Linked DNA regions of Homo sapiens: region 2 is linked to region 1. A link is a contact called in ENCODE Hi-C data. All regions are on one chromosome and are shown on one strand. Each heading gives the region's core, a stretch centred on a gene start or an enhancer-like site at or near the end of the contact. The rest is flanking DNA. Distances are from core to core; before and after follow the strand shown.

Region 1 (4,551 bases), core at 1,265-3,764:
GTTCAGGCCACTGCACTCGAGTCTGGGCATCAGAGCAAGACTGTCTCAAACAAACAAAAAAATAAAATGTAAATCTTGTGCCACCTCATGTAGCTGAGCCATGATCCTGGGTGGGGCTCCTAACATCTCTGAGCCTCAGCTTCCTCACTTGTAAATGAAGGGATTGGTAGATGGTCTCTGAGGTCCTTTATAAATGCACAAGCAATACAGCTTGTAGTTTCTCACCCTGAGCCTAAGAGATTTACACTTTTTTTTTTTTTTTTTTTGAGACAGAGTCTCGCTCTGTCACCCAGGCGGGAGTGCAGTGGTGCGATCTCGGCTCACTGCAACCTCCACCACCAGGTTCAAGTGATTCTCCTGCCTCAGCCTCCTGAGTAGCTGGGATTACAGGCACCTGTCACCACGCCCGGCTAATTTTTGTATTTTTAGTACAGACAGGGTTTCACCATGTTGGCCAAGCTGGTCTCAAACTCCTGACCTCAGGTGATCCACCTGCCTCGGCCTCCCAAAGTGTGGGGATTACAGGCGTCAGCCATCATGCCCGGCCGAGATTTACACATTTTAAAAGGTAGGGCAAAGAAGCCGGGCATAATGGCTCATGCCTGTAATCCCAACACTTTGGGAAGCTGAGACGGGTAGATCACTTGAGGTCAGGAATTCAAGACCAGCCTGGCGACCATGGCAAAACCCCGTCTCTAATAAAAATACAAAAATTAGCTAGTCGCAGTGGCACACACCTGTAGCCCCAGCAACTCAGGAGGCTGAGGCAGGAGAATCGCTTGAACCTGGGAGGCAGAGGTTGCAGTGAGCCGAGATCACGTCACTGCACTCCAGCCCAGGCGACAGAGCGAGACTCCGTCTCAAAAAAAAAAAAAAAGAAAAAAAAAAATCAGGTAGGGTAGAGGCCAGCATTAGAAGATGAAAACTGTAAGGAACTAAGGAACTAGAATTTTGACTTGCTTCTTTTACGTGCAAAAAGTATGAATTCTTTCAGAAATGGGGTCCTGGCATATTATAACCAGAGATTAACTGGTCATGTGCAAGAAGGATAAAAATCATTTGCAATCCAATAATCCAATAGAAATAGGAAAACGATGTGAACCATCTGCTCATAGAATTCAAGTAGCTCTTTTTTCATGTGGAAAAGAATAAATTGTACTCACAATTTAAAAGATGAAAACTAGAATGAAATTCTACTTTTAAAGCCTATTTGCTCACCTTGGCAAATATTTTAAAAGTGCGATAAACCTAGTGTGAACAACGAGGGAAATGGGGAGCAGTCACTGATGAGCGTATCAATAGGTACCACCTTTGGTGGTCAATTGGCAAAATCTATAAAATTTTAAATGCAAATATTTTTCAAGGAGACAATTCCACTTCTAGGAATGTATTCTATAGACATGGTTGCACACGTACTCAAAGATATACACACAGATGTTCACTGCAGAATTGTTTGTCATAGCAAAAGACTGGAAACAACCGCCATATCCTTCCATCGTGGCCGATAGAATAATTACGGGGTGCTGGTATAACATACAGAACACCAGGCAGCCATCTAAAAGAATGCCGTACACCCACACATGCTGATGTGAGGTCATCTCCAAGATACATGATAAAGGGGGAGCTGAGGCGGCAGGGCAGATGACCCAGTTTGGGGATGGGGACGCATTTGAAAGGAGATAGCCATATACTTGTGTTCTGGAAGGAATCAAAAGAAAATATTAGCAGTGGCTGCCTGCTCTGAAAGGGGAAGAGGCTTCTGTACTGTTTGAATTTTCTACCATGTGCACTTACTATTTTTTCCATTTTTAGTTAACTAAAAAAAAAAAAGAAAGAAATAGCCATTTAAAGCAAGGTAGAGGGGAGGGAGATTCATGGTACTCTGAGCTCTGCTGTCACAAGGAAAGAGAGTCCACATCCCACCCAAGCACTGAGCAACAATGGAAAGTCAAACGCTGGAGGAGGAAGCAAGGCCAAAAAAATATTTTTTTAATAAAATAAAAAAATTTATGTAGATATAAAGAAAATGATAGCAACGCAACGATAAAGGCATTGGAGTAGCACTTTCCACCAGCATATTGCTAGTCAGAATGAGTGCAGCCCGGCGCGAGGACCACCCGTTTCCGTGACCACGACTGGACCCCTCCCCAGCCCACTATCCTTGGGGTCCGCTCGTTCGTGCCGTCCGAGCCGTCTGTGGGGGCGACCCAGGCCCGGGCGCCTAACTCCCGGCAGCGGGGCGGCAGTTCGCGCTTCCCCAAGGGTGGTGCAGGTCAGCCCCGCAGGCGGGCAAGATCCTAGCCCCGGGACGTGCTGTCGTGTGTGCAAACTTCGCTGCGGTCTGAAAGAGCTGTCGGTCGGTCGGGGCCCCGGAGGCCCCCGGCACGGCTGCAGTTGCGCCCGGGGCTGAACGCGGCGTTGGCTGCAGCGCGCTCCCAAGCCGCCCCGCCCCGGCCCACATTCCTAAGGCCACAGTGCGACCCAGCGGGCCGCGGGGAAACTGCGCCGGACCACGGCCCGCCACCGCCCGAGCCCTCACCTGCAGCCTTCCAGGAAATGTGGCCGCGGGAGCAGCTTCCCTCCTCCTTCCTAAATGGAGAGGGCTGATCTGTTTGCCAAGACAATGTCTAAACCTGACCCTTCCCTCACGCTGTAGAAGAAAATCGAAGTGCTGGAAAGTTCCGGTGGAGGGACTTGGAGGGATAAAATTCAGAATTCCAGACATCTTGTAATTTATGAAGTCAAGGAAGGTCCGTTTCTACCTGAAGAATGACTCTAATGATTTAATAAAATCTATAGACACTAGGCTTATAAGCAGGCTCGACCAAAATGCCACCTGCTTTGTGACGTTGGCCTCTGGCTAAGTGGAAATGTCCCCTGGCTCGCTGGCTTTCGCGGCCATTGTAACAGTCTCTCAGCTCTTACCACGTTCCCTGTGAATTGAATCTGCATGTCATTCCCTTTAGCAGAACCTACAAGCTCCATGAAGCAGAGATCCTATCTTCCTCATCTGTCTTAGGAATAGGCACCAAGACAGAAAGAAACCCTGCAGCAGTTAAGAACAGGAAAGAAAAAAGCAGCAAAGTCACAACAGCAACACTCACTCGCCAATTTTATTTGTCACTTAACAAGTTTATTGGGCTGGGCGCGGTGACTCACATCTAAAATCCCAGCACTTTGGGAGGCTGAGGCCGGTGGATCACCTGAAATCAGGCGTTCGAGAGCAGCCTGGCCAACATAGTGAAACCCTGTCTCTACTAAAAATACAAAAATTAGCCGGGTGTGGTGGTGCGCGCCTGTAATTCCAGCTACTCGCGAGGCTGAGGCACAGGAATCATTTGAACCCGGGAGGCGGAGGTTGCAGTGAGTCAAGATGGCACCACTGCACTCCAGCCTGGGTGACAAAGTAAGAATCTGTCTTAAAAAAAAAAAAAAGTTTATTGAACACCAAATAACCATATATTATGGTGAACCTTGATCCAGTAGACCAGCATTTTTCAATGGATGCCCTCTGCACTTCAGTTTCAGGCCATATTAATACCATATAACTTGAACATCAGGGCACCCTGAACATATGGTGAGCCCACGTGTTGCAAGAGAAAAGTTCCTCAAAAAAAAAAGTTGCGGTTTTAGGAATTCTTTTAGCCAACTTGAAAACATAAATGTTTAGGATATATATGAGTTAAATGTCAGTGTATAGGATTGGATTTATTCATTTGGTTACACATAAAAGCTTAAATCACACATGTGAAATAACACATTGATTTTGAAATAATGCTTTTTTTCTACTCTGACATGTTATGAAGCAATTTTATTTAAACTCTTACCTGAGTTTTTCAATATCTTAGTCAGAAGAAGAGACGTATCTTAGGGCATCTAACACAGTCATTTTTATTTACAAACAATATTTTTTGAACCCATGTGTGAGCTACCACCGGACATTTAATACTAAGCCATAATTTGATAAATTCAGAGTTTTAAAAAATGTATCCTATAGGTATAGATTTGTGATCTCTTCAACATATTCACTAACTGTATTGCTTTTTTGTCATTGCTGATTTACACCAGCACCCAGTCAATAGTCACATGGGGAGGTCAGGCCCTGCATCAATCAGTAAGGGTCTAGCTACAGAGAATAAGGGTCTAGCTCCTGGCTAGTTTGAGCAAGAGATTTGTAACAGGGTGTCATATAACTTCCAGAATCACCGAACTGGAGGTAGTAGGGGAGAGTTTGGCAAGAAACAGACTCTAGACTGAGCTTCTAGTAATAATTCCAAAGTCACATCAGATAATTGGCCAGAGAACAAAAAGCCCCAAGCCAAATCTGGCTCTGCTGCTATGGCGGCCCCGTGTGAAATGATGCCACCTCTGCTACAATCAAGAAGCTGCCGGCCAAGCTTGCTGCTGCTGCATATCATATCTGCTACCAATCACAAACAAAAATGAATGCCACCTTCCAAAGCCAAGATTTATATAAGCAAGTGCATCTGAATGTCAGAACCTAAAGTACATCCAAAATTCTTACTGCAAGAAGGTCTAGAAAAGATTGTT
Region 2 (4,551 bases), core at 1,402-3,901, 760 kb before region 1:
TGATTAAACTAATTAAGAGAATAAATTGTTTCAAGCAGGCCATAGCCATTTAAAGTCACCTATTGATATAGAAATAATTTGTGAACTAAGTTACAAATAACATCCCTCTACCTATTCATTAAATTAGGTCCCTGAGGATGTCTATTAAATAATGCTTTGTTAGCCTGGTTCACTTAGCTGTTTTTACTTGAAATATTACATAAATCAACCTTTTATTAATTTAAAAGGTGAAACCTGAAAGCATATACAGAGTTAACTTATAAACATAAATGATCTTAAATATATAACATATAATAGGGGCCAAAACAAACCTGATAAAATTCTTGCTGATTTATGTCTCACTATTTCATTTCTTTCAGACACATTTTAATTTCATTCATGCCCCGGGCATGTCCTACTCAGTGCAAATCCCTATCATCTATCTCATTATCACTCTCTAGTCTAATGTTTATCATTATTAGCTATTGACTGCACCCAGGTACGGTGCAAAATCTAATTACACTTCATTCTTGGATACTGCCCAGTACAGTGACCTTGAAACCAGGTCTCCAAACTCACTCTACTCTCATCCTTCCCTCCCTCGGTTGATGGCAGTTGCATCCTTCCACGTGTTCAAGCCAAAACCCTTGAAGTCACCCTTGAGTACCTTCTCTCTTACCTCGTATTTAATCCATCAGAAAATCCTATGGACTCTATTTCCAAAATCCATCTAGAATGCAACACTTTCCACCCCTCCACTGCAACTCCACCATCATCTCTAGCTTTCCATGAAGTACACATGAGTTTCCTAGGATTCAAAGAATTTAGTAACACTGTTACTTAAAACTACTTCCATCCCCAGCTTCCTGTTTTTGTGAATGAGTTTTCCCAGTGCTTGCATACATAAAAACCAAGAAGAAGAATGAAACTGCTATTTCCTAAAGGTGCATGAATTGACTTTTTAAAATAATTCATTTTTTAAAACACTTGCCAAAGTCACCCAGTGATGCATTTCTAATAGTAATTTACTTTAATGTTTAATATTTTTGTACAGAAATTTATAAAATATTTATTTTGTTTTGATGATCATATATATCTACTTATTGTCATAACCCAATCTAGAAGAAAAGTTGTAACAAAGACCCATGGTCACAAGAGATTTTAAAACACGAATATTTAAATGTAAGTACATATTTTTGATACATGTTCAGTATGAGGGTGATCCATAAGAGACTTTCAACCACAAACATACGTTACAACGTGAAGCTGCCATACTAACCCTGGGCAGCTCATATTTGGACAGTTAACATGAGTAAAAAAAAATCTATTTAAGATGCTGTTGTGTTTGAGTCTTTGTTATTATAGCTGAATCTGGATGACAAAGTCGTCTGGCCTGGAAAACAATATGTTACAGTAGAATAAATTTCTACAGAGGAAATAAAATGGGAATATGACTTAAACAACAAAAGGAAATAATATAACATTGTAACTATTAAAAAGCTTGTTCATATATTTTTTTAAGTGGTGAGCAACAAATTATTTTTCACAATGCCTGGTCTAATACACTGTATGCATTCCATAAAAACTCGCTGATTAACAGCCCCATTCCTTGAGAAAATTTGTTTAACTTACAGGACTGGAACTCAATTGTTCTGTATGGACTTGCAGACCAGACCATGCTGCATTTAGCAAAGTCAAATATCAACAATATGTGAGAATGGAAGACTATATATGTGCACATATGAATGGATGAATGAGTGAATGAGCTGGTTATTTTGGTGGTTTCCAAGTACTAGGAATCTTACAAACGAAAATAACATTTACTACGAATATTTCCACTTTTCATCCAAATATCTTGTGCCATGTAACTAAAACTTGAAGGTTAGACATGCATGAACACCGGAATGACCACCAGAGGGAGCCCACGTGTTTTTCTGAATATGCCAAACACCAAATTGAGAAAAAGGAAGAAAACACACACAAAATATAAAGCTGGGGGTGGGCGCATGGGGGTGGGGGTGGGGGGCGCATGGGAGTCAAGGGGTGTGAGGAGTGGCGGGAAGGGGAAAGGGAAGCATTACCTGTTTCAGTTATTTAAGAGACTATATTATTGAATGACAGAACCATTTACGCATCTATGTTACAAATCCTTTTACTAGGCAGCTGTACACTGCAATGCTTTGACACTTATAAAAGGAGAATTGGTTAAACGTAAGATTTAAAAAATCTCACATAACCTAAAACTAGCAGGTCCTGGGTGGGCTGCTGTGATAACATCCATGACTCTCCGATGTGCCCCAAACAAGCCAGCTGCCTTCTCCAGCTTATCTTTGTGTTCCTGCTCTCACTGTCTATTCCGGTTCATCTTTGTGGTTAACTTTGGAGGAAGGTTTGGGTGTGGCTTCCTCACTTTGTTTGGGATTGGGCTATCAAATTACAGCACCAGAGGAGCACTTGGTGTGACTTGGGAATTTCTGATTCTCCTGTCTGAGCCAAGTTTATAAGGACGGTAAGATGAATGACTTTCCATTTGTTGTCCTGAAGTCTTCCCAGAACTGAGAATTGAACCAAGTGCCAACAGGAAGCAAGAGCACCTCTCTAAGGCTTTCCAGGCCCAATCTCCACTTACACCAGAACCCACAGGCCTGCCTCAGAGAGCTCCCCGCAAGCTAGAAAAATATCCTGGGACTGAGGCTATAGAAACAGGATGTGATCTTATCTAGAATTACGCTCCATGTAAACTGAATAGAATGTTTTCTATTTGAGATCGTTGTCGAGTTTTGGAATCCCCTCCCACCTGTTCAGTCCCCCCGCCCCCCAGCGCCCCCCCCCCCCACCCCGGCCTGGCTTGATCTTACTAATCCTTTTATTGTGGTAAGTCAGATCACCATTATACCAGTGAGGAAACTGAAGCTCCTGGAAATGAGTGACTTGTTCAGTGTCACTGGCTATTAAGTGTCAGGGATGGGAACTGGCAAACATGCGCTTCTAGGGACATGGATTGTAACAATGAATGAGTATTGAACCCCGTCATACTAATGTCTTTGGAGACAGAAAGAAAATTATTGTCTTCCTTTTCCCTCAAACTACAATTGAGTGAAAAGCATGACAGAAGTGAATTCAATGACTTAGCCCTTGTTTTACCCAGAATTTTCATGGTATGTTTTCCCAAGTTTCTTTTATGTCTGGATGGGGTGATCATAAATCATGTATGCAAATAAATTAGCACAAACAAATTGAATCCCACAGGCTTAGGTACTGGGCTGAATGCTGCTAAATTTAACATGCTTATTAATGCCTTGAATATGGAATCAAATCAAAAACATTCTTATCAAATTTAACAATGATACCCAATTGAGTGGGGGTGGCTGGCAGTTAGGAGAGCTAGTTTGAAATTTAAAATGACCTTGACAAACAGAAAAGGAAAAAGAGGGCAAAATTCAATAGAAAGCTTTGCAAAGTAATTCATTCAAAAGAGGGGGGCAAACAAAGAGAACAACAGAAATGAGGGAGTATTGATTGGGTAATTATAACGGAAAAGGAGCTGGAGGTCAGAGTGAACAATAGCCTCCAAACTCAAGCTAGTTCTGTATTTTAAAAAAGAAGGCATGATTTTGAGAAGTAAAATAGGGGGAAACTCAAGCTAATTCCCCCTCCAGACTCAAAATAGATCAAGCTCTTTGAGGAGGGGTGAGGAAGGTGTCTTGTTGGGACACTGGAATGCCTATGGCTTGGAAGCCAGGTTTTTATAACTTTGAAAGGGATCCTTAGAAAGAAGAGTGCCCAAAATAATTCAGAAGAGAAAATTCGGGTACTCTTTTCCTGTGTTCATGCAATGCTATCAGCCTGGCATATTGTTTTCCTTCCCCCTGGGTAGCACCCACCCAGACATTGCCTCCTCTGTGGGGCTACTTTGAACCCTTTCCCTTCTTCTTAACAAGAACTTCACAGCCCCACTATGTGTCTCCACAAAGCAGATACTAGAGGCCAGCACTGGCTAAGTCCTTGGCATACATTATCTCATTAATACTCTTGAACACCTCCCTGGGCAAGATGCTACTATTATTCTCCTTCTGTAGATGAGGAAACAAATGAGTAAGGCAGTTAAGTAACTTGTTCATGTTCCCATGTTAGAAATTGGCAGAGCTGGGAGTTTAACTGAAACCCTAAGAGCTCCTAAATCCCTGTCCTGAGGCCACACTACCCTGATGACATGAGCACCCACAATACTTCACTGTTCTTATTTGTTCACGTGTGCTTCTGTCTAGGCTGCAGTGCCATATTTTCATAGTCCTATATGACGGCCTGAGATTGATCAATAAATGTTCATTAAATTGAAGATTTTCAAGCAAGCAGTGGTATATTCCAGGGGTGTTTCTGAGTCATTCTTTGGCTGAAGGGAAATAGAAAAGAAAACTAAATTAAACTAAAAAGGATTTAGACATTTATAAAAACTGGCAATAGGAATTCTGAACAATTCTGGACCATATTAGTAAAGGTGATTTGACCATTTTCTTTTCTGAAAATTTTAAAGAATTGAAATTGCTATATACATATTTATACATGTACAAA

Evidence for each region. Hi-C counts contacts between places; a loop is a spot of excess contacts on that map. Pooled maps may share reads with other maps.
Region 2: a map of CD4-positive, alpha-beta memory T cell shows a loop between it and region 1 (33-fold over the local background). The contact joins two enhancer-like sites. A Hi-C loop is called at or near these places in 3 of 168 maps with a recorded cell type or tissue (CD4-positive, alpha-beta T cell, CD4-positive, alpha-beta memory T cell and natural killer cell) and 9 of 50 pooled maps.

What each region holds. Positions count from the first base shown.
Region 1 is chr2:172,170,559-172,175,109 of GRCh38, reverse strand. No RefSeq gene overlaps it. Among named protein-coding and RNA genes, the nearest start is that of DLX2-DT, 70 kb to the right of the region's middle. Within about 2 kb of position 2,514, at least 4 of the 41 ENCODE cell types and tissues checked have a DNase peak (open chromatin) inside an H3K27ac peak, as active enhancers do.
Region 2 is chr2:172,929,436-172,933,986 of GRCh38, reverse strand. All of the region lies in intron 6 of RAPGEF4 (Rap guanine nucleotide exchange factor 4), which reads right to left. Among named protein-coding and RNA genes, the nearest start is that of MAP3K20, 140 kb to the left of the region's middle. Within about 2 kb of position 2,651, at least 13 of the 41 ENCODE cell types and tissues checked have a DNase peak (open chromatin) inside an H3K27ac peak, as active enhancers do.